4 separate regions of the Homo sapiens genome follow, and all the other regions are linked to region 4. The links are chromatin contacts, found by Hi-C or POLR2A ChIA-PET in ENCODE. All regions are on one chromosome and are shown on one strand. Each heading gives the region's core, a stretch centred on a gene start or an enhancer-like site at or near the end of the contact. The rest is flanking DNA. Distances are from core to core; before and after follow the strand shown.

Region 1 (5,859 bases), core at 215-2,714, 85 kb after region 4:
AAAACCTCAAGCCAATATCTTAGTTGAACCAAATCAGTAGGGGCTCTAGGTAACTGTTAGAAATGAACACACATCTCTGTTCTTTCAGAACTCAACTTGAACCCAGACCACCAGTGAGGTGCCCCATAAAGAGTTTATGGAATGTGTCCTCACAGTCAAAAATCACAATACATAAAAGCAAGGCATGAGAGCCTGCCCAAAAATCTTAGGGGAACAGGAGCCACAAGGGTATAGTGATACTCTACAGACTCAAAGTGTGTTTTAAATAAATAAACTGAATGGGGAACAAGACAATTATCAGAAGATTTGAAAACCAAAGAGAACTTCTTGAAATGAAAAAATTGAAATTGAATTTAAAGATGACAAATACACTTGCAGTGAACCTTGACAAATCTGATATGTTTAAATATCCTATGGAATGAAACGGGTACTGGCCGGCACTTTGGATTTTCTCTTTTTGATTGCAGCATTAGAATCATTCCACACCGTTTTGTCACAGGCCACAGCTTTTTTTTATTTGTTGCTTGATTCAAGCTTTCACCAAGCCCTGCTTGGTACTGTAGATGTGCCTAACCCTGGATCTTGGAATTTTTTCGGAGGGTTTTTCTTTTCTTTTTTTTTTTTTTTTTTTGTAGAGAGATAGGGTCTTGCTCTGTCACCCAGGCTGGAGTGCAGTGGCACGATCATAACTCACTGCAGCCTCCCCAGGACCTAGGCTCCCGAGTAACCAGGACTCCAGATTCCCAGAAGAGAGCAGTATTGAGGATTCGGCCAGTGTTTCCAGAGGGCTGGCTGTGATTGCTTTAACCATAAATTTGGCAGGGTGTGGTGGCTCACTCCTGTAATCACAGCACTTTGGGAGGCCGAGGCAGGCAGATCACTTGAGGCCAGGAGTTCAAGACCAGCCTGGCCAACATAGCAAAACCCCATCTCTACTAAAAATACAAAAAAACTAGCTGTGCGTGGTGACAGGCACCTGTAATCCCAGCTACTCAGGAGGTTGAGGCATGAGAATCGCTTGAACCCGGGAGATGGAGGTTGTGGTGAGCAGAGATCACACCATTGCACTCCAGCCTGGGCAACAGAGCAAGACCCTGTCTCAAAAATAAATAATAAATATAAAAGTCATGCTATGTAGTAACAATAGAGATTTGTGTTTGCGTGTTTTTACCTTTGAATATTCCAGAGTGAAAACAGAACAAGAGGGATTGGACATCTAAGATTCAAAATTTCAGTATTTTCAGTTAATGTGACAAAAAAATAAGTAATATGTAACCCAGAGTGATTTTCAAATTTGTGTTCCTTTAGTGAGGAAATTAATTAGGGGTCTTTACTAACATTTTTTAATGGAATGGGAGACAATAGAATTGAACAGAAAATACCAGCATGCACTACCTGTTGTAAGAGGGTTTTTTTTCCCTGTGAAAACTTTAGTTTGGGGTGTGCATGTATGGGTACTGAGTCACTATGTAAAGTTTATTAAAATGAGTCATGAAAAAAGTGTGAAAGCCACTGATCAGAGCACGCGAAAGATGAAACGACTTTTATATGAAGATTGTTAATTTTCAGAGGCACAAAATGTGCCTTTCAAAGGGCTAAGGACTTTTATCATTGATTTTTGCATTATTCCTGAAGATCAATTAAGTAAAGCTACATTGCACAATATGAGGAGAGGAGCAAGTGTTTGATTGAGAATGAGATCTTTAATGACTTTGTAAATTTGTAATAATGAAAATTCTTGCATGATAATTTTTGCTTATATGAAGAGCTGAGAACATTTTAAGAGGCAATGCCTGAATAAATAAGTAATTTTAATAGCCTTAATTTCTCACTAATGAGAACCAAAAATAAGAAAATTATTTTAACTTTCCCATTTCTAGAGGAATACCATTTTTGCTTGCTGAGCTTCCTGTATAAATCTAGTTTCCAGAATAAATTGTCGTAATAGGTTGATTGTGGTGATACAGTAAGGCAGGAAGCGTCCCCACCCCTGCCCGTTTTCTGTTTGTTATTGCTGGCACCTGGGAAGTTTTAAGTGATCTTGCCTGTTTGGCTGCAGCCTTCTGGATCTATAATAGGTCCTTTTCTCTGCCTGCCACGAAGTCTGGCCTGTTGGGAAACTATTCTTGATATTTTAAATAACAAACTACGTCTATGCTCTGTTGTTAGTGAAAGAGAATCCAGCTTAGAAAAGAAGGAAACTGTTGGGGAGTGGAGGGGGGGATGCAGATTTAAAATATTTTGCTTCATAATTGGGTGATTAGAAATCAACCTTAAAAGTTTAACACTGGGGCAGTTTTTAGAGTACACAAAGCAATCGGGGAAAATCTTTGTGTTTAACATGGCGGTGGAATTGACTAAGGAGGAAGCTTTTCCTCCTAACTGCTCCGGCTCTTCATTCTCCTGCTCCTACGGCAAGAAGACGCTGCATGCCATATGTTTGTTTTTACAGAGGGCAGTAGGTGTTCTGCATTGCTTACAGTCAGTCTCATCTGTGAAGGAACATACGAAGATTTGGACCCTGGAGCCTACGGGAGATTTTCATCTCTGAGGCTTCTTCGCAGAAAGCCAACACTTTAGCTTTCATATTCTCTTCACTATCCTTTGTATTACTAAAATCACACTTTTTTCAAATATCTACGCAACAGTATGATTATTTTTAAAACACAAAACTATTGGCCTGGTGTGGTGGCTCATGCCTGTAATCCCAGCACTTTGGAAGGCCAAGGCGGGAGGATCAGCTGAGGTCAGGAGTTCGAGACCAGCCTGGCCAACATGGTGAAACCCCATCGCTACTAAAAATAAAAAATTAGCTGGGTGGCCTGCAGTCCCAGCTACTCAGGATGCTGAGGCAGGAGAATCGCTTGAACCCAGGAGGCAGAGGTTGCAGTGAGCCGAGTTTGTGCCTCTGCACTCCAGCCTGGGTGACAGAGACAGACTCCGTCTCAAAAAACAAAAACAAAAAAACTATCAAACCTTTTCCTCCCCCTTCTGTTTTTCTGAAGATCGCTAAACCTACCATTGTCACTTTGCCATTTCACTTGATAAATTACACTAACAAAATATTCTTTACCTCCCACGGGCATCTCACAAATTTTAAATTGATAGATGTTAGTTTTTTTTGTTTGAAATTCTCATGATAACTGAGGAATCATGCAGTTTTGGTTATAAGAATGTCCGTCCATCTGCTGAAGGAAAGCTGAACTCCCGCTGCATGCTGACAAATACCATCTGTTACATTTTTCCGTTGGTTTCTATATTTTTCTTTTTATATGTCAGTGTTTTAAAATTTCTTATTTTTTATTTTTATCAAAGTCATACATGTAGATAGTTTTAGAAGGCAAGTAGTTCTGCAGGGCTTTTAATTTTGTAAAAAAAAGATCTTTTTCCCTTCTCTCACAATCTCCACCCCGCGGGGGTAACTAGTTTCGGCTACTTTTAGCGTGAACTAGTCTCTAAGGCCATAGACTCCTGCTAGCTCTGGCCCTCCCCTCGTCTTCCCCAACATGATCCTGCCTGTGGCCTTTGTTCTGGCTGTTTCCTCTGCTCCAAGTCTGCTTTTTACTGAGTGAGGCGGAAAGCCTTCAGAGGGTATGTATTGAGCGGAGGAGTGAGGGGATCTGACTTGTGTGTTGAGAATAGGCAAGCAAGAGGGAAGGCAGGAAGGCCAGTTAGGAAGCTGTTGAGGAAGTGGGTGAAGAATGACGATTCCTTGACAAGGGTGGGAGGTGGGAGTGGGTGAGAAGCGGTCAGTTTCTGGATATATAGTGAAGGAACTGCTGACGGGCTTGCTGGTGAATCCAACGAAGGATGTGGGAGAGCTAGAGGCATCGAAGCTAACTCCAAATTGGATTTTAGCCTAAGCAATTGAAAAAAAATCAATTGATAATGATACTAGTTTTGTTTAACTGATCCTATAAATAAGGCAATCCTATAAATAAGTAAGGTAATCCCAGTGAAACTGCAACTGGATTTTTAAAAGAAAGAAAAGCTGACTCCAAAGTTCTTAAGGAAAACTAAGCATACCAGAATAGACAAAAAAAAAAAATTTTTTTTCAAAAACAGTGATGATGTGAGTTTAGTTCTTTCAATTAGTCAAACATGGCCCAGCGCAGTGGCTCAGCCTGTAATCCCAGCACTCTGGGAGGCCGAGGCGGGCGGATCACTGGGTCTGGAAATCAAGACCAGCCTGGCCAACAATAATGAAACCCCGTCTCTACTAAAATACAAAAATTAGCTGAGTGTGGTCGTACACACCTGTAGTCCTAACTACTTGGGAGACTGAGGTAGGGGAATTGCTTAAACCGGGGAGGTGGAGATTGCAGTGAGCCGAGGTCACACCACTGCACTCCAGCCTGGCGACAGAGCAAGACTCCATCTCAAAAAAAATAAAAATAAAATTTAGTCAAACATTTCCAGCAGCAAGAATTAAAGTGATACTGTGCTGATACCTGCTCAGATCAATGAAAGAAAATAGAGCCCAGAAATAGACCTAAATATATATATATGAGAAAATTTAATATGCAGTTTCTTCAATGTATGGTATTGGAGAACCAAAGAGCCACTGGGGGAAAAAGGAAAGGTACTCCTATCTCACTCTTAACATCGCAGTAAATTCAGAGAGATGAAAAAAACTTTTAAAATAAAATGGATTTGTAATCCCAGCATTTCGAGAGGCCAGGATGGGAGGATTGCTTCAGCATAGTAGTTTAAGACCAGCCTGGGAAACATAGTGAGACCTCCATCTCTACGAAAAATTTTAAAAATTAGCCTGGTGTGGTTGCATGTGCCTGTAGTCCCAGCTACTCAGGTGGCTGAGGTGGGAGGATCGCCTGAGCTGGGAAGGTCAAGGCTGTAGTGAATCTGTGATCATGCCCGTGTGTTCCAGCCTGGACAACAGAGCAACACCCTGTCTCAAAAAAAAAAAAAAAAAAAAAAAGAAAGAAAAGAAAAGAAATGGAGATTTTAAAAATAGTTTCAGGATGAGACAACCTTCCCAAAGTATGACACAAGACTCTGAAGCCATAAAGAAAATGTTACATTTGATGACATAAATGTAAAAAATTGTGCGTGGAAAAAATTGCATAAATAAAACTAAGAAAAAGTACTTTTAGTATACTTATACATAAAAAACTCTTAGATGTGACAGTTTCAGAAAAGGAAATGTAAATTTATGTTAAACAAAAGGACACACCCTCATCACAAGAGAAACTAAAACTGCAGGGAGATTCTGTTTTTCTCCTGTGACACTGGCGAAGACTGAATAGCTTGGTGACATATCAAAGGTGTGAGGAAACCGGTTCTCTCTCACAAGTTGTTTTGAGTGTAAGCTAATGCAACCTTGACAAAGGACAATTCAGCAATATCCATCAAAATCACAAAGGCCTTTGGTCCAGAAATTCCACTTCTAGAAATTGTTTCCACGTCTGTGCTTGTCTGTGTGAAATGATCCATGTACAGGGATAAAGTCTTGTGTCATTACTTGCCCATACTCATCAGTATCTTCAGGTATGTCCTGGGTCAAAGGAGCCGGATTAGACAGGGGATCAAAGAAAAGCATTTGCATCAGAGTAAGGGGGATGTACGAGAATGCATACCCTGCCACATTATTTGTGTAGATGTAAGAAAATGATGTCTTTCGGCCGGGCAAGGTGAGTCACACCTGTATAATCTCAGCACTTTGGGAAGCCGAGGCGGGCAGATCACCTGAGATCAGGAGTTCGAGACCAGCCTAGCCAACATGGTGAAACCCCGTATCTACTAAAAATACAAAAACTAGCTGGGCGTGGTGGCAGATGCCTGTAATCCCAGCTACTTGGGAGGCTGAGGCAAGAGAATCGCTTGAATCCAAGAGACGGA
Region 2 (6,399 bases), core at 3,785-6,284, 100 kb after region 4:
GGGATTACTATATATATGTACATGTATATATAGAGAGAAATACATTAGGAGAGAGACAGAGAAGGAGAACAGTAAAGTAAATATATGGAAGACTGGGCACGGTGGAGTTGGAGACCAGCCTGGCCGACATGGTGAAACCCCATCTCTACTAAAAATACAAAAATTACATGGGCGTGGTGATGTGTACCTGTAATCCCAGTTACTCAGGAGGCTGAGGCAGGAGAATCACTGGAACCTGGGAGGTAGAGGTTGCAGTGAGCTGTGATCGCACCACTGTACTCCAGCATGGGTGACAGTGAGACTCTGTAAAAATAAATAAACTCCAAAAAATAAATGTAATGCGTTTCAATTATTTATACAAAAATTTCAGGAAAAATATAAAATAAAAAATTATTATTTTATTTTATATTTCCACATGCTAATTTTAAAATTGTTGCAATAGGCCGGGCGTGGTGGTGGTGCACATCTGTAATCCCAGCACTTTGGGAGGCTGAGGTGGGTGGATGGCTTGAGCCCAGGAGTTCGAGACCAGCCTGGCCAACATGGCGAAACTACTACTAAAAATACAAAATTTAGTGGGCGTGGTGGCAGGCGCCTGTAATCTCAGCTACCCAGGAGGCTGAGGTGGGAGGATCACTAGAGCCTGAGGAAGTCGAGGCTACAGTGAGCCCAGATCACACTACTACACTAGAGCCTGGGCAACAGAGCAAGATGCTGCCTCAGAAAAAAAAAATTGTAACAATATAATGTGGACGCGTATTTATTTTCAAGACTGTTTAACTGTTGCCTCGGTCAACTCTGTGCTGAGATCTTCTTGCAAGCATGAAGTGAGCTCCCTCCCTCTGTAATTCTCACCTTTGAATGGCCGCACAGTTCCAGTTTGTTAACAGTGCTGGCTGCGTGGGTTCCACCCTTGGCTCTCCGGCTTTCTAAGCTGATGAGCTTGTGTGCTCCCTAACTTCTCTGTGCTTCAGTTTGTCCGTCTGTAAAGTGGGGACAGGAGCATGAGTCGCCACCTGGTGGGGTTTTATGTACAGTATTTTGTATTTTCAGTAGAAACAGGGTTTCACCATGTTGGCCAGGCTGGTCTTGAACTCCTGACCTCGGGTGATCCACCCACCTCGGCCTCCCAAAGTGCTGGGATTACAGGCATGAGCCACTGTGCCCGGCCCACAGAGTGTTTTCTATAGGGTCCTCCATGGTCACTATAGTTAGCTAGAAACTACAGATACTACTTAGCCCTGAGCTTTCTGAATGTCAAGGATAAAAGGGAAACAGTTTCATACTTTAAACAGGCAAAAAGAGAAACTCTACAACCTTTGGAAAAAATTAAAGCTTTTATAGGTTTTAATTGTAAGAATTTGCTCATATGAAGTTTCACAATTGGGATGCAGAGGTTTAAGCCTCCCACAAGTATAGTAATGGATTTCATAAGATTATTTCTTCTATTCATTTCATTTTTGAAGTAATTTCAGACCACAAACAATTGCAAAAAATGTACAAAGAGGTTGCTAATACTCTTCATCTAGATTCCTCAATGTTGTATTTGTTGTATTTTCCCATATATTCACTTTTTTTTATTTTTCTGAAATGGAGTTTCACTCTCGTTGCCCAGACTGGAGTGCAGTGGCTCAATCTTGGCTCACCTGCAACCTCTGCCTCCCGGGTTCCAGCGATTCTCCTGCCTCAGCCTCCAGAGTAGCTGGGATTACAGGCACATGCCACCACATCTGGCTAATTTTTGTATATTTAGTAGAGATGGAGTTTCACCATGTTGGCCAGGCTGGTCTTGAATTCTTGACCTTAGGTGATCTGCCTGCCTCAGCCTCCCAAAGTGCTGGGATTACAGGTGTGAGCCACCGTGCCCAGCCTCCCATATATTTACTTTACTGTTCTCCTTTTCTGCCTCTCTCCCAATGTATTTCTCTCTCTATCTCTCTCTATACACGTACATATATACAGTAATCCCCCCTTATCGGCAATTTTACTTTCTGTGGATTCAGTTGCCTGCGTCAACTGGGGTTTGACAATATTTTGAGAGAGAGTGAGAGACCACATTCGCATAACTTTTATGACAGTATATTGTTATAATTGTTCTTTTTATTAACTATTGTTGCTAATCTCTTACTGTGCCATGTTTCTAAACTGACTTTTACCACAGGTGTTCCCATACAGGAAAAATATAGTATACGCATGGATTGGTTCCAGACATCCGCTGGAGATCTTGGACTGTAAGAGGGAATTACATATTTCTGAACCATCTGAGAGATAGCTGGAGACACTATGCCCCTTTACTCCTGAACACTACAGTGCATACTTCCTAAAAACAAGAATGTTATTTTCTGTAACCACAGTGCAATGACCAAAATCAGGAAGTTAACATGAATACAGTAGTATTTCCTAATATACAAGACTTTTCAGATGTTATCATTTTTCTTAAATACCTTTATGGCAAAAGAAAAAAAGAGTTTTTTGGTTTCTTTTTTCTGCTCAGTGATCTTATCTAGGCTCAAATTTGTACCTGTCATCATGTCTCTTTGGTCTTTAATCTGGAACACTTCCTAAATCTTTCTTTGTCTTGGAAGCCCTTGACATTTTGGACAGCACAGGCCAGATGCTTTTGTAGAGTGTTTCTGAGTCTGGGGTTGCCTGTTCTTCCTCATTAGATCCAGATTCAGTATTTTCGGCAGGGACATCTCAGAAGTAGTAGTGAGTCCTCAGTGTATCCCATCAGGGGGCACAAGATATCTACTTTTCCCATTACTGGTGATGTTACCTTTGAATGCTTGGTTAAGGTAGCGTCTGCCGTTTCTCCACTGTAAAGTTACTATTTTTTATCTTTATAATTAATAAATACTTATAAGGAGACACTTTGGTGTCATAAAAATCTCTTGTCTCCTATCCAACCTGCTAGTTTCTTTGCTGACTCTTCCATAAAACAATTATGTCTACAACAATAGACAAGTGGTGATGTTCGATGTTCGAATTCCATTATTCCCTCTGCATTCATTTGTTGGCATTCCATGGTACTTCCCATTCTCCTCCACATATTAATTGACATCAGTACAGACTATTTCTTTTTTTTTTTTTTTTTTTTTTTGAGACAGTCTCGCTCTTGTTGCCCAAGCTGGAGTGCAATGGCGCGATCTCAGCTCACTGCAACCTCTGCCTCCTGGGTTCAAGTGATTCTCCTGCCTCAGCCTCCCAAGAAGCTAGGATTACAGGCATGTGCCACCACGCCTGGCTAATTTTTTGTATTTTTAGTAGAAACAGTGTTTCACTATGTTAGTCAGGCTGGTCTCGAACTCCTGACCTCAAGTGATCCACCCACCTCAGCCTCCCAAAGTGCTGGGATTACAGACGTGAGCCACCTCGCCCGGCCAGTGCAGACTATTTTCATGCTGGGTTAATTCTGTAATCCATTTATCATTACTTATTTTGCTGCTCAATTTCTCTCAGATTTGTCCAGTAAATGCCACATCAGGCTAGCACATCTGTCCTTTGACAGGTCCCCATGATGCTTAATTCTTTACTTTCTGCACAGCAATACTCACAAGGTTGTTTCTTAATGAGTTATTGGACAAAATCCTAAAATGTGGCTCCATGAAAACAGTTTTCTGGAGTGCCAAGACTCTGTGATCCAGAAACACTGCTATGGGCTTGCTTGATTCCAAGCTAAAACTCAAATAAATTATAGAGATGGGCATCCTTCCACCAATCCTCCGTAAATATTGCTTCTCCTAAGCAGGCTTTTTCTTTTCTTTTTTCTGCCCATTTCTGGTGTAAACAGGCTTTTTATGAAACCTGGACACCAGACAATTCAAGACTTTGTTTCCTGCCAAAGGTCAGCAACACTGTCCAATGTAACTTTTTGCAATGATGGAAGTGTCCTTTAGCTGTGTTCCCTGATAAAGTAGCCACTAGCCACATGTGGCTATTGACCACTTGAAATGTGGCTAGGGTGACGGAAGAACTAACTGTTCATTTAAACTAGTAAATTGTAATTTTCATTTACATAACCACATGTGGCTAGTGGCTGCCTTATTGGATACACAGGTCTAGAGGGAAGGTTTGCTATGGTGTTGATAGAGGATGGATTGAAATATAATAAAGATGAAATAATGAAATGTAGCCCTAAATGATTAAACAGTTAGAGAGTTCTGTGGCATTATTGAACATACACCACTTAAGTAGTTTGTATTTATTGCATTATTTAAACAGTAAATTGTAAAAGTACCACACTCCATTGAGGCCACTCGTAATTTGTGACAACATCATCACAGCGTTAGCTGATGGGATATTTGTCCCTGTTGTGTTTTTTTTTTTTTTTTTTTTTTTTGAGACGGAGTCTCACTCTGTTGCCCAGGCTGGAGTATAGTGGCGCCATCTCGGCTCACTGCAACCTCCGCCTCCCAGGTTCAAGCAAATTCTCCTGCCTCAGCCTCCCAAGTAGCTGGGACTACAGGCACGTGCCACCATGCCCAGCTAATTTTTGTATTTTATAGTAGAGACGGCGTTTCACCGTGTTGGCCAGGCCGGTCTTGAACTCCTGACTTCAGGTGATCCGCCCGCCTCCGCCTCCAAAAGCGCTGGGATTACAGGCGTGAGCCACCGCGCCTGGCCGTCCCTGTGTTTTTTCTTGCACGCAGATCATCTAAAAATTATTTCAAATCAGTAACATCTTTGGGCAATGATGAGGGAGGGGGACGGAAAAAACAAGCCCTATTTTATGTTCCCTCAACAATCTAAATGTTACTTAAGCTATGCTTTGTTTATGGTTGTCTGTATACTTTGTGGAAAGACAAACAGGACAGTCTGACCCTGAAGATATGGGTTGCCTGGCAACAATCTAAATGGGACCAGAACCTCCCCCCTCCCCCTGCAGGAGGGGCTGTGCCCAAATGGAACTTCTCACAAGGTCAACAGGTGCTGGCAACAGGCTCTCCAGACAGCGAACTGCCTGAACAGCTGTCACCTAAGCCCAGCCTGCCCGATGCCCAAGCAGACATTTTGTTCCCCCTGGCAAGGCCACTCGGGTTTGCCCTTTAAAAAGAGAACCCAAATGAGTGGGGGCGGGGCCTTGAGGCCTTTCCTTGCAGTCCGGGGCTGTCTTAGTCCAACTAGCCGGACCCAAGCGTCCCTCCGCAGAGGTCTGAGGGGTGGAGACTGATCTTGCGGCATCTCTGCGTGTGAGTGCCAGCCTGCACCAAAAGACGCACTGTTGTCTGCCCAAACCCTTTCAGTGACGCGTTTTGTAAAAATCATCTATGTTTTCCCCCAAATAGCTGTCATCAGTGAAAAGCATCAAAGAAAATCCAATATATGACCACAGAAGAGATAATGCAAAAACTAAAACTGTTCCAAAATAATGCAATAAATATGTTTTCTAACACATGCAAATCAATTTTCTAATAAGATTTGTATGTATGTGTTAGCAAACCTTTATTAGGAACTAAGAGTTAATTCAATGTTAGTTAAACAGTGTGTAGGAAATACTAAGTCAAACTTCTGGAAGTGATTGCGAAAGAAAATCAATGTTTCTTTGAAAACAGATAGTTACAGAGACAGTGATGGTTCATTATGTCTCAACTTGGCTTGGCTGTGGGGCCCAGCTGCTTGGTTAAACACTAACTTGGATGTTGCTGTGAAGGTATTGTGTAGATGTGATTGATACGTACAATCAGCTGACTCTGAGTAAAGTAGATTATCCTCTTGAATGTGGGTGAGCTTCATGCAATCAGCTGAAGGCTTTCAGAGCGGAGACTGAGCCTTTCCCGAGAAAAAAGGAATTCTGCCTCGAGCCTGCAGCACAGAAACTCTGAGTGAGTTTCCGGAGGGCTTGGCCTGCTTTGCAGATTTCGGACTCGAGACGGTAACATCAACTCCTGCCTGAATTTCCAACCTGTGGGCCTGTCCTAGAGATTTCAGACTTGCCGGCCTCCTCAATTACTTGAGCAATTCTTTAAAATCTCTCTCGCTGTCTCTTTGTATGTGTATGTATACATACACACATACATATATATCTCTTATTGGTTCTGTTTCTCCAGAGAACCCTGACTGATACGATTATTTATTCTATTAAGCATTTTACAGAAGTTATTTGAGCAAGAAATGTTTAACAGCTGAGTTTTTCTTTTTCTTTTTTTTCTTTTTTTTTTTTTGAGATGGAGCCTCGCTGTGTCACCAGGCTGGTGTGCAGTGGTGCGATCTCGGCTCACCGGAACCTCCGCCTCCCGGGTTCAAGTGATTCTCCTGCCTCAGCCTCCCGAGTAGGTGGGACTACAGGCGCCCGCCACCACGCCGGGCTAATTTTTTGTATTTTTTAGTAGAGACGGGGTTTCACCGTGTTAGTCAGGATGGTCTGGATCTCCTGATCTTGTGATCTAACCACCTCTGCCT
Region 3 (5,786 bases), core at 2,260-4,759, 110 kb before region 4:
AATGTAGAGCCAACAGCCTTCCTTCCCTTATATAAATGCACAGAACCTGCGTGTTCCATGCCACTGACTCACACGAGCCAAGACGGCAGCCTGGGAGCCATTCCAACTCCGCACCTCTCCCACCTCCACTCCACCTCCTGCTTGTGCAGACTGTAGGAATTGTGTTAACCTCTCACAACAAAGATTGCCAGGTTGCCAGCAGATCCGGGCTGCTCTGGCTGGGGAAAATAAGCCACAAACAAGGTAGTCACAGGTTGATCAACTGCCTAACAGGCTGCACGGTGCAAAACTTCAGAGATCCAAAACGGTCTGTGTGAAGCATGGGAATATTTAGAAACCCATTAATTCAAAACACATTGATTACTACAATATTTTGGGACCATGCCAGGCTGTGACAGAGAAACAAAAGGAAGATCAATGAATGCTTTACTGCTGATGGAATGCTCCTCTCCTGGGAAGCAAGTAACACTGCTGTAGCCATTCTATAGATGGAGAAGCTGAGGCTTGAAGAGATCCAATGGCTTGCCAGAAGAGGCTGGCTCTAAGGAGGAGAAATACACTCATGCCTGGATTTTGTGACAACACCTTCTCACATTCTTTTTTTTTTTTTTTTTTTTGAGACGGAGTCTCACTCTGTCGCCCAGGCTGGAGTGCAGTGGCGGGATCTCGGCTCACTGCAAGCTCCGCCTCCCGGGTTCACGCCATTCTCCTGCCTCAGCCTCCCAAGTAGCTGGGACTACAGGCGCCTGCCACCACGCCCGGCTAATTTTTGTATTTTTAGTAGAGACGGGGTTTCACCGTTTTTAGCCGGGATGGTCTCGATCTCCTGACCTCGTGATCCGCCCGCCTCGGCCTCCCAAAGTGCTGGGATTACAGGCGTGAGCCACCGCGCCCGGCCCTTCTCACATTCTTTCTACCTGCTTTGGTGAAACTCTGGTATGCTTGGAATGAAAAAAAAAAAAAACTCCTGCAGAAATATAAAAGCCTGTATCATTTTCATCAGCCCCGATCCCGCCTTGCCAACGCTATTTCTCTGTTGCGACCACTTGAAACCATTTCTTCTGACATACCACTGTTTGCATTTGGATTTTTTCAGAATGTCTCCTCTCTAACCTGAAGGTCTTAAAGGGTGGGATATAGAGAAGAGATTAAGGAATGTTTGATCTTTTATGTGGGGAAATATCCAGGCTATGAACTTACCTGGGGAAATAACTTTTTAAGAGTAATTCAAAAACCCCCACCAGTTTCATCATTACCAAGCAGAGTTAGACATTCTTTGATGATGCCAGACCTAAGCGTTCTGCTAAGTAACCACGAAGGGAATCCTGACAGGTCACACCATAATCATGGGGCAGGTTGCAAAGCACAAACGCTCCTACAAAATCAGGAAGAGTCTGGACTTGACTTCTTGCAAGCGGTTATTAGGCAATAAAAAAAGAACTGTCACTGAATTTAGAAAGACGATTAAGAACTGAGTGTATCAATGTTCAAACTCACTGAACCATGTCCATTTCACAGGGGAAATTTCAGGTAGACCATCGCCATGGATAATCCATATTTGGTAACAAATTAGCAAAATATTCTTAATAGCTGACTAATACTCCTATTGGAGATTGAAAAACATCAGCATGCTGTAACAGGTTTTGACGGAATCTGTAGTGTTTGGTCTGCAGAGGTGAAGTTAAAAGGAGACATCACTGTTCCTTAAATATACATGAAGGGATTGTGTATAAAGTTTACCTCATCTTTTTAATTGAGCCGAGAGTCAGAGGAAGAGCCTAACGACAGTAAGGGTAAGAGCCAGTTATAGGCTGGGTGTGGTGGCTCACGCCTCTAATCCCAGCACTTTGGGAGGCCAAGGCAGGCGGATCACTTGAGGTCAGGAGTTCAAGACCAGCCTGGCCAACATGGTAAAACCTGTCTCTACTAAAAATACAAAAATTAGCCGGGCATGGTGGCAGGCACCTGTAATCCCAGTTACTTGGGAGGCTGAGGCAGGAGAATCGCTTGAACCCAGGAGGCAGAGATTGCAGTGAGCCGAGATCATGCCACTGCATTCCAGCCTGGGTGACAGAGCAAGACTCCGTCTCAAAAAAAAAAAAAAAAAAAAAAGAGTCGGTTATAGGCTACTAAGAAGCTGCAGAATCTAGCTTTCTAGAGTTTTAAAAAACTGGATGAAGTATTACATTCCTTAGATAATTTCAAGAGTCTTCTCTAACAGAGATAAGCATACAACTAGGAGCCAAAATGGGGTTAGTAATATTTAGAGTCCCTGCTTTCAGAAACAAATAGAAATGAATGAGCTCCAGGGCCAGGTGTGGTGGCTCCTGCCTATAATCCCAGCACTTTGGAAGGCCATGGTGGGCGGACCACCTGAGATCAGGAGTTCGAGACCAGCCTGGCCAACATGGTGAAACCCTGTCTCTACCAAAAATACAAAAATTAGCCGGGCATGGTGACGGGCACTTGTAATCCCAGCTACTCAGGAGGCTGAGGCAGGAGAATCACTTGAACCTAGCAGGCAGAGGTTGCAGTGAGCCAAGATCACTCCATTGCACTCCAGCCTAGGCAACAAGAGTGAAACTCTGTCTCAAAAAAAAAAAAAAAAAGAAGAAGAAGAAGAAATGAATGAACTGCAGAATTCACCAGAAGAAGCTTCAGGGAGGGGCCGAGAAGGGGACTAAAGCCTGGAAACAGGAAAAATTGGGCAGAGCTGTCCCAGGAGAGAAAAGAGGAAGTACAAAGCCTCGGAAATGAGACCAGGGCGTGTTTACAGCCACCTAGACAGAAACTAAGGCAGATAAGCTTAACAAAATTTATTTATCTATGTATTTACTTTTAGTGTTTTTTGTCTATATCCGTGGGGTACAAGTGCATTTTGCTACCTGATCTATTGCTTCGTGGTGGTCAGGGCCCTCAGCGCATCCATCACTGACTAAATTTATTTTTAAGAATTATACAGCACAGCAGATTTTTTATAAACTAGAAGTTGATTAATTGTTTACTGTACCACAAAATTCTAATACCTAGCAAAATATTTCTAGACCATTCTTTTCGCAATTATTTAAGTCTGATATTCACCAAAAAAAAAAAAAATGTACATAGTTCTAAACTTTCCATCAGGGTTTTCTAATGTTCATGAACTAATGTTCATGGTCCCCACAATTATTTGTGTTTTCTGGTACTGCCTAACCATCTGTTTCCTGATTGGAGCTGCAATTTGGCAACGTTTATAACGTAAGATTCCAAGTTCAAGGCAAACTTGGGGGCGGAAATGAAGAAAGGCAAAAGAGCCAAGCTTCTTTCCTGCCACAATTTTCCTTACATGTGTGCAATTTCTGTGGGTGTGTTCTGTACAGGACAACCTTTTTAACCTACTGTATCCTGCCTTTCAAATCGTCTTCTCTCCTGTAGACCTTTAGCAATAAACAACTCTCACTGAAATCTTCCATCCCCCCACCATCCCCCCTCACGCCTCCACACCCACCAGGAAGGAGAAAAGCCAACACCCTCCAAGCCAGCTGCTCAGGCCCGGAGTTCGGTCCCATGTAGTGCTTGGCCATCTCCGCCGAGGACTAACCCAGAATCCCAGGATTCTTCTACCACCAGCCTAGGAAGGATCTAAACACCAAAGCCTGCAACTTTGAAACTGAAAACTGTTCAATCATATACAGCTAGCCAAAAAAAAAAAAAAAATTCTAAAAATGCAGACCTGCCTGTTACAACCTCTGAAAACGTTTTGCACAGCATTCTTCCCCAGTCTTCCCCTATTGGTGTGGATCAGGTGACCCTGAAACCGGAACAAGTGTCCTATTGTTGGAGGAGGGCCCTTAATGACTACTTTTCAGCTGACAGTGAAGTTCATGACTAATTTCTTTTCAATGAGCCATTGGCCTATGATGAAAGGTATGTTTTCATCCCAGCTAATTTCAACCAACAGATATACCCTATATCACCCTCAGATATACCCTCAGCTAACTGCCACACAAGGAGTGACTACTAGCCAGGCCAGACCAGCCCTGGGCACATCAAAAGGGCAGGGTCAAAGGTAAAGCCAGCCTGGGGTCATGGCTAAGGTCAAAGGATAAGAACCCTCATGACCATCTCTCCCAGCCCTGGCACAGAGGACTTCACTGGACTCCCTCCTTCCCACAGAAGGACACAGCTGTAGTTGCATTTTATCACCCAGTGGAATTCAGAAAACAAGATAACACCCATAGTAGCAAACTCTCAGTGCACCTAGAATGTAATTCAGTCGACTGAGAGTGTAAAAACCCCATGTGCTTGCACTTGGCCAATGAGGGGGAATTCTTTTAATTATAGTTAGAACAGTATGTTACTCCTAGCCCAATTTTCTACTGTGTGCAAGGAAAGCAGGTTAGCAGAAAAGCAAGTAACAACGCACCAGGTGACCCTAGATACCTTGTTGGGGGGGATGTGAAATTAGTTCTGCTCAGACACTGGAAATAGCCCTACCTCCCTGAGACACTGTGCTCAGGGCCACATAAAAATCCATTGACAGCCCAGAAATAGTCACAATCAGCATAACTTCAGCAACAATGCAGTAAAGATCTAAAGGATTCGCCGATTCTACCCCATCACTCATACCTGCAAGAAGAGGGAGCAGGCCCAGTAATGGCCATCTTCAGCATTCCATGAGGAAATGTCTCTGAAACACCCAGCACACACAGCAGATGCTCAGTAAGTGTTCACTTTTCTTCGTGTCTCTTTGGGAGTGTAAGTTCCTTGGCCAGGAGAGGAGAATTACTCTGTTTCATTTCCAACACATAACAGAAAATCTAATTATAAAGTTCATTACAATCAGGATCCATTAGGTGCATCTGGTTGCAAGTAACAGAAACCGCAAGTCGAGCTGGCTTAAAATTACAGGGAACGTATTGACTCACTATCTGTGAACTCCTGAGGTGGGGCTGGAATTGAAGGCCTTGGCCCATGGCTAAGACAATGTGACCAAGGGCTGATTTTCACAAGAAATTTAAAGTGTACTGTGTTACCTATGCTGGTGACTGACAGTTTAATACAAAGACATGAGGGAGACGTGCCACCAAATGCAAAGGGAATGAGGAGCATTAAATAATCTGGCGCATAGAAGTCTTCTAGTTATGTATAACAGTACCCTAGATTCTGGGGGTTGGAAAGGCCTGCAAGTGTGACAAAGACAAACAAATGACAAGGGACTAGAAGTTGCAACAAAAAGAGAAAGGAAACGGCTTTTTTCCACGTTCTGTCTTTTCTTTCTGCTACTACTGCAACTCACAATCCCACCAGTCTTAAAGAATGTTGAATGTAGAGATGAATGTTTTTAATTTTTCCAAAATAAGAATGTGTATGTTTCAAAGAATAGCAGATTAACTAAATGCCTCAAATATAATTTCTCTCATCAAAGAAAAAGATGATAGATTTTTAAAAACAAAAGACCACTTTCTTTGGATAGGAAAAGAGCAAAAGTTTATTTCTAAATTCTCTTGTTTCTTAATGCTAATTGGCAAAATATCTGTGGAGAAAATTAGTCAACTTTATAAATGTTGCCATAAAACAGCTGAAATCAGCAAATTGCTAATCTCCCGGTTGGCACCCAAGCCAAACTGCTTTCCTTCTTCTGCCTGTTACAACTTAAATCTACCTGACAAAACACATGTGTCTGCAGCACCAGGTCTGGCGTCCGTGGTAGGTTTTTTACAAGGTACCCATGATTCTCTGTCTAGTTTTAAAGTGTGATCTTGGTTAAATACAGAAAAAAACTCCATCAGGCTCAAGGTACATCA
Region 4 (6,433 bases), core at 1-2,500:
CGCCCAGCCTAGAGTGCAGTGGCACAATCATAGCTCAATGCAGCCTTGACCTCCTGGGCTCCAGCAATCCTCATACCTCAGCCTTTCAAGTAGCCGAGACTACAGGCCCACACCAGCGCCTGGCTAATTTCTTTTTAATTTTTGTAGAGACGAAGTCACGCTTTGTTGCCGAGGCTGATCTTGAACTCCTGGACTCAAGTGATCCTCCTGCCTTGGCCTCCCAAAGTGCTGGGATTATAGGCATGGGCCACAGCCCCCGGCCCAAAAACAGTATTTTTATGCATGATCATTTTCCTTTGGGTTTGTATTTGCATAGTGTCTGTTTTGTTTTGTATTACGAAACAAGATCATTACCGTATTCACTGTTCTGTCCTTGCTTTTTTCTTAACAGTACCTGGTGATCCTTTCCCCACGTTATTATTAAGTACTGAATCTCTTTATGACAGATCTCTGTAATCCAAATACAAGCGATTTAATGAAGGAAGAGAGTCCTTACAAAGAAAGCCATGACTGTCAAGGTTTCAGGCCCCACTGAGAGTGCTGTCATCTGCCAAACCAAACAGAACAGACAGAAGGAGGGGCACCTCGCACCTGCAGTGTGCACGGCACTCACTTCTGGGTAGGAAGCTCCAGGGCACCCGAGTTTGCAGAGGCAACAAAGAGGCGCAGCTGAGAGGCCAGTTGCAGCCAAGAGGCCAGGTGCAACAGGCGCCAGATGCAGCAGACAGGCCAGGCGCAGCAGAGGCCAGATGCAGCAGAGAGGCCAGGTGGGGCAGAGAGGCCAGGTGGGGCAGAGAGGCCAGGTGCAGCAGACAGGCCAGATGCAGCAGAGAGGCCAGGTGCAACCGTAAAGGTTTCACACTGCGGCATCTCCCAGGGCGGCTTTGCAAACCCTCACCGGGCGTTCTGCATTGTGCTTCCGAAAAGCCACAGGAGTTTCCTGCGAACCGCAGCGGCGCGGGTGCAGGTGGCGACAGCCCCTATTGAAGGCCCCTGCAGCGTACGCGTCGGACGGGCTTCCCAAGGCGGGTGCTGGCGGCGGCGGGGCGCACCGTAGTCCTGGTCCCGCCACGGCCGCTCCCTGGCGGCCCCCGCCGGCCGCGTGCCCCAGCCCCAGGGCGCCCGCCTCGCTCGGCGCGCACGAGTTTCTGCAGGTCTCTCCTGCCAGCCTCAGGGGAGCCTCCTCGCGGCGCGGCCCGGCTGGGTTCCGGCTTTAAAACAGAAAGGCTCATTGTCCCGAGGTCCCCTGGCCGGTCTAACCGCTGCGGAAACTCCCCGACGCCCCGCCCCGCGCCGAACGGCCCCGCGGCCTGGCCAGAGAAGCCGAGACCGGGTGCGGGGGCCGGGCGGGCGGGTGAGCCTCGCTAGAGAGGCTGGGCTGGTGTAGGTTTTTTGTTTGTTTGTTTCCTCTTTTGTTTTTTTTTTTTTTTTTTGAGATGAGGTCTCCCTCTGTCGCCCAGGTTGAAGTGCAGTGGCGCGATCTCGGCTCACTGCAACCTCCGCCTCCCGGGTTCAAATGATTCTCGCACCTCAGCCTCCCCAGTAGCTGGGATTACAGATGTCTGCCACCACGCCAGGCTAATTTAATTTTTTATTTTTTATTTTTTTTTTTTGAGACGGAGTCTGGCTCTTTCCCCCAGGCTGGAGTGCAGTGGCGGGATCTCGGCTCACTGCAAGCTCCGCCTCCCGGGTTCACGCCATTCTCCTGCCTCAGCCTCCCGAGTAGCTGGGACTACAGGCGCCCGCACCACGCCCGGCTAATTTTTTTGTATTTTTAGTAGAGACGGGGTTTCACCGTGTTAGCCAGGATGGTTTGATCTTATGACCTCGTGATCCGCCCGCCTCGGCCTCCCAAAGTGCTGGGATTACAGGCGTGAGCCACCGCGCCCGGCCTAATTTTTGTATTTTTAGTAGAGATGCGGTTTCACCTTGTTGGCCAGGCTGGTCTGGAACTCCTGACCTCAGGTGACCCACCCGCCTTGTCCTCTCAGAGTGCTGGGATTACAGGCGCGCCACCTAGCCTGGCTAATTTTTTTAGCAGAGACGGTTTTTATTTTTAGTAGAGACGGTTTCACCGTGTTGGCCAGTCTGGTCTCGAACTCATGACCTCAAGTGAACCGCCCCCCTCAGCCACTCAAAGTGCTGGGATTACAGGCGTGAGCCGCCGCGCCAGCCTGGGTGGATTTTCTGTGCACGGAAGGGAAGCAGCACCGGAACCCCTCCTGTTCCCCTAAGCACCGTGGACACTGCCCACCTGACAGCGGAGGGGGAGCAGCCGGAAAATAAAATGTCGCAGGGCGCAGTTACGCGTATCTGTTAGTGTTTGTGTGTGGTAAAAGATCTGTCACTCAATGAGTGCCCGTTTTCAAAGAATGAACATAAAATGAACATTTATTAAACATAATTTAATCTCTTCTCCATGTCAGGCCCTTTCACTGATTTCCCAAGGTGACCATTCGGACCATTCGTACATTAATATTGATTTTAAGTTGATAAAGGTTGTGTTTGAAGTTGTCTTCTTGATTTTATCCTTGCAGCTGAAGATACCTTGTGAACTTTACTTTTCAGAGCAGAGCGTCTGAGCGGTGGGCAAGGCACAAAGCGCGAGGGAAGCCGCTGGAGGGAGCTGCTCTCCTGCACGGAGGGCGCAGGCGCCAGCTGCTGCCAACACCACGGGAAAGCCCTCACCCTAACCTTGGACTCCTGACCCCAGGCTCCTAATGCACATCATTATTCCATAAGAACAGGGGAGAAACGGAGAGGGCACGAAGCACAAACACCGAAGCTCTGGGATAACATTAGAGATAGGAGGGCCACCAACTCGTTACACTGAAAATTAAAAATACAGAGGCCGGCCGCTGGGGCTCACTCCTGTAATCTCAGCACTTTCGGAGGCTGAGGCGGGCAGATCACTAGAGCCCAGGGGTTCGAGACCAGCCTGGCCATCCTGGTGAAACCCCGTCTCTACTAAAAATACAAAGATTAGCGGGGCTTGGTGGTGCGCGCCTGTAATCCCAGCTACTCTTGGGAGGCTGAGGCAGGAGAATCACTTGAACCCGGGAGGCGGGGGTTGCAGCGAGCCAAAATCATGCCACTGCACTCCCATCTGGGTGACAGAGTTAGGCTCGTCTCAAAAAAAAAAAAAAAAAAGGAAGAAAATTACAAATAAAGAGAAGGAATTAGGTTATTAAAAATTATCTTTGCTTCCTTGTCTGATGGGCTGAATTAAGAAAAAAAGTTCTCTTTGCTGTAGGAACTATATTGTAGGGTAATTAAATAGACCTAGTGGATGAGGAAAAAAAATTCTCTAAGAATTCCAGTCAATGAATGCAGAATAGCATTCTTTAATTACATTTTGCAACTTCCAATTGAAAAACTTCTAATTTTAAAACATTTAAGTTAAATATACAGTTCAGCTAAACAGCGATCAATGCGTCAATGCAATGAGCGTCATTCAATTCAGACAATTGCATCGATGGCTGTTTAGCTGAACCTTATGATAAAGGAATTAGGCTGCCATCCTCTAAACCCATTGATCAGTCTTACCACGAAAAGCGAGACGAGACAGAAGTGTGGTGATGGGAAATATCACCTATGAAATAGCCTTATTCTGAAAAAAAAAAAAAAAAAGGAAAGATGGAAGGAAGGAGTGAGGGAGAGAGAAGGAGGGTGAAAGGAAGGAAGTAGAGGAGAGAAGAACTGGAGGGAGGATGAGAAGGAGAAAGAATTTGAGCTCAGGCTAGCTTGTAACTCTAACTCCCAGTCCATTGGAAAAACAGTAGATAGAGGAACAAGTTACATAAACACCCTGGGGTTGCAATTAACTAAACCCCGAATGTGGGATATTTTACAAAACAACTGACCCATTTCTTCATCAAGTCAATAGGGGATATAAAGGGGGACGGGACTGTTCTACATGAAATGAAACAATATAATGATGGACCTTGTTTGGATCCATATTCAAACAAGCCAACTGTAAAAAGACTTAGGGAAAATTGAATATGTTATACTAGACAATGTAAAGAAATAATTGATTAGATGTAATAATGCATTGTGGTTGTGTGATTTTAAAAGTCCTTTTCTTTCTGGTGAAATGAGGTAGGGAGGATGGATGGTAGAGGGCAAGGCATTAATGGCTGAAGCTGAGTATAAGCATGGAAGTGTGTAACAGTCTCTACTTTTGTGTCTGTTCGGAAATGGTCACAATAAAAAAGTAAAATGAAATAAAGGATGGCAATCAGAAGTGGAGAGAATATCGTAAATGTAGTCTGACCAAATGGTGTCACTAATACCTTTGATTAAAAAAAAATCAGCTGTTTGATTTTAAAAAGCTATTACGGAGCCCCTCCCATCCTATGACTGAATAATTCCGTATTTCATCTTTTTTTTTTTTTTTTTTTGAGACGGAGTCTCACTCTGTCTCCCAGGCTGGAGTGCAGTGGCATGATCTTGGCTCACTGCAAGCTCCGCCTCCCGGGTTCAGGCCATGCTCCTGCTTCAGCCTCTCCAGTAGCTGGGACTACAGGCACCCGCCACCACACCCGGGTAATTTGTTGTATTTTTAGTAGAGACGGGGTTTCACCGTGTTAGCCAGGATGGTCTCGATCTCCTGACCTCGTGATCCGCCCACCTCGGCCTCCCAAAGTGCTGGGATTACAGGCCTGAGCCACCGCGCCTGGCCTATTTCATCTTGAATAAAGGGTTTATGAACTGTTCCTGTTAAATTTGGCATTTGGAATTCAGTCCTTTGTTGAGATAGTGATTTTGAATTATTCTCCAAGATCAAATATTTTTTCAGACTACGGTTCTTCAAGCTGATGAGCATTACCAAAAAGAAGACCAGCTTCCTCCAAAAGCTCCGGGAGAGAAGCCCTGCTCTGCAGAGGTGCAGGGAGACAGCAGCAAGCGCGCTTGCATTTTTAAGTGAGTTTCATCCCCTGCTCACCATTCTCTTATCACTGAATATCTAAGGAAGAAAAAAATAAAGGTTAGGTTTACTCAACAGTGGACAAGTCTGTCTATGTTCAAAGCACTGGCATGCCAGGGTGCCGCAGGGGTGCATGCCAACAGTCCCTTTCATCACCTGGAAAGCTCTTCCTTGATCTGTTTATTTTACAAACGTTTCTATGTCCTCCAAAATCCAGTTCACATAACATTATCTGTTCATGGATGATGGAAATGCATTCCCACACAACAAAAGCACAGAATCATTTTATTATGAACACAAAAACAAAAACAACTCCAATGTCAATGTCCCTCCTTGAGGAAGCCCTACCTCCCCGCAGCTTCCTCCTCATACTCTATAATAAAGTTAATCCTTCCCTGGGGCTCCTGTCTACCTTGTATCCTTTGTTATTTTTTTATTATGGAAATTTCCAGACATACCCAAAAGGAGAGTGAATGGCAAAGCCCCCAGGCCCACCCATCTTTAATGTTATCAACATTTTTCAAATCTTGTTTCATCCATTTCTCTCCAATCTGGTTATTTTGTTTCTTTTCAGGTATGTTAAAGGAAATCCCAGACATCCCATCACTTACTAGTCTTGTGCCCATTTCCATGGCACTGACCACACTGTGTCAGAACCTGCTGCCGTGGCAGTGTCTCCTGCTGGACCACTGGTCTTCAGGAATAGGGATTCCTTTATGGCCACAGCAACCAGCCCACAAACTGGCCCACAGTAGGCCCACAGTAAATACTTGGAATAAATTTGTGTAATTGAGGGCAATAGATTTACTGTCACAGAATGAAAGAATTTTTTTTTTTTTTTTTTTTTTTTTTAGAGACAGGCTCTCTGTCGCCCAGGCTGGAGTGCAGTGGTGCAATCATGACTCACTGCGGCCCCACGTCCTGGGTTCAAGTGATCCTCCTGCCTCAGCCTCCAGAGTAGCAGGGGGGCACCACCACTCCTGGCTAATTTTTCTGTTTTGTGTGGAGACAGGGGCTTGCTAGCCCAGGCTGGTCTCAAACTCCTAGCCTCAAGCGATCCTTACCTCTCAGACTCCCAAAATTTTGGGATTAGAGGCTTCAGCCATGGAGACCCAGGCATGGAAAGATCTTAATTCATAAAAATGCCTAGTACTTCAGGCATACATAATTTAGCTCAAGACAAATTTATTTAGGACTAAGCCCTGGCAGCATTAGAATGGTGGCTGTGTAGTGTTGCGGCCTCTGCAGGACAGTACCTTGATGACAGTCCCAGCTCTACTCCCACTTGCCATGTCACTGGGTACAGCAGATTTTGTTTTCCAAAGATGGAGGCAATAATACCTCCTGTCCTGTACCTTCTGGATGAGGCCATTTCCCCCTCAAGAGGTGACATTTATAGTTTGTGTTCCCTCCCCTTGAATCTGGGTGGACTGTGACCCTAGCAGTGACATTATGTGTTATTGAAGGCAAGGTCAAAAAAGGTGATGCAGCTTCCCTTGCTGGTTC

The links. A loop is a pair of places that touch in the nucleus more often than their neighbours do. ChIA-PET counts read pairs that join two places held with the same protein, here RNA polymerase II (POLR2A). Pooled maps may share reads with other maps.
Region 1: a loop to region 4 is called in a pooled map, with 4 times the contacts of the local background. The contact joins two enhancer-like sites. A Hi-C loop is called at or near these places in 11 of 37 single-sample maps with no recorded cell type and 11 of 50 pooled maps. POLR2A ChIA-PET finds 5 or more read pairs at or near these places in 5 of 52 experiments (AG04449, activated CD4-positive, alpha-beta T cell, activated CD4-positive, alpha-beta memory T cell and 1 more).
Region 2: a loop to region 4 is called in a map of HepG2, with 4 times the contacts of the local background. The contact joins two enhancer-like sites. A Hi-C loop is called at or near these places in 1 of 168 maps with a recorded cell type or tissue (HepG2), 11 of 37 single-sample maps with no recorded cell type and 11 of 50 pooled maps. POLR2A ChIA-PET finds 5 or more read pairs at or near these places in 2 of 52 experiments (PC-3 and activated T-cell).
Region 3: a map of Right ventricle myocardium inferior shows a loop between it and region 4 (4-fold over the local background). The contact joins two enhancer-like sites. A Hi-C loop is called at or near these places in 5 of 168 maps with a recorded cell type or tissue (PC-3, PC-9, Right ventricle myocardium inferior and 2 more) and 9 of 50 pooled maps. POLR2A ChIA-PET finds 5 or more read pairs at or near these places in 2 of 52 experiments (PC-9 and WTC11).

The regions. Positions count from the first base shown.
Region 1 is chr4:183,633,267-183,639,125 of GRCh38, reverse strand. No RefSeq gene overlaps it. Among named protein-coding and RNA genes, the nearest start is that of RWDD4, 23 kb to the left of the region's middle. Within about 2 kb of position 1,464, at least 9 of the 41 ENCODE cell types and tissues checked have a DNase peak (open chromatin) inside an H3K27ac peak, as active enhancers do.
Region 2 is chr4:183,618,071-183,624,469 of GRCh38, reverse strand. No RefSeq gene overlaps it. Among named protein-coding and RNA genes, the nearest start is that of RWDD4, 38 kb to the left of the region's middle. Within about 2 kb of position 5,034, at least 8 of the 41 ENCODE cell types and tissues checked have a DNase peak (open chromatin) inside an H3K27ac peak, as active enhancers do.
Region 3 is chr4:183,828,813-183,834,598 of GRCh38, reverse strand. It overlaps a transcript of STOX2 not described here. Among named protein-coding and RNA genes, the nearest start is that of STOX2, 74 kb to the left of the region's middle. Within about 2 kb of position 3,509, at least 4 of the 41 ENCODE cell types and tissues checked have a DNase peak (open chromatin) inside an H3K27ac peak, as active enhancers do.
Region 4 is chr4:183,717,693-183,724,125 of GRCh38, reverse strand. No RefSeq gene overlaps it. Among named protein-coding and RNA genes, the nearest start is that of TRAPPC11, 62 kb to the right of the region's middle. RefSeq lists enhancers at 735-784, 182-943 and a silencer at 895-1,424. Within about 2 kb of position 1,250, at least 20 of the 41 ENCODE cell types and tissues checked have a DNase peak (open chromatin) inside an H3K27ac peak, as active enhancers do.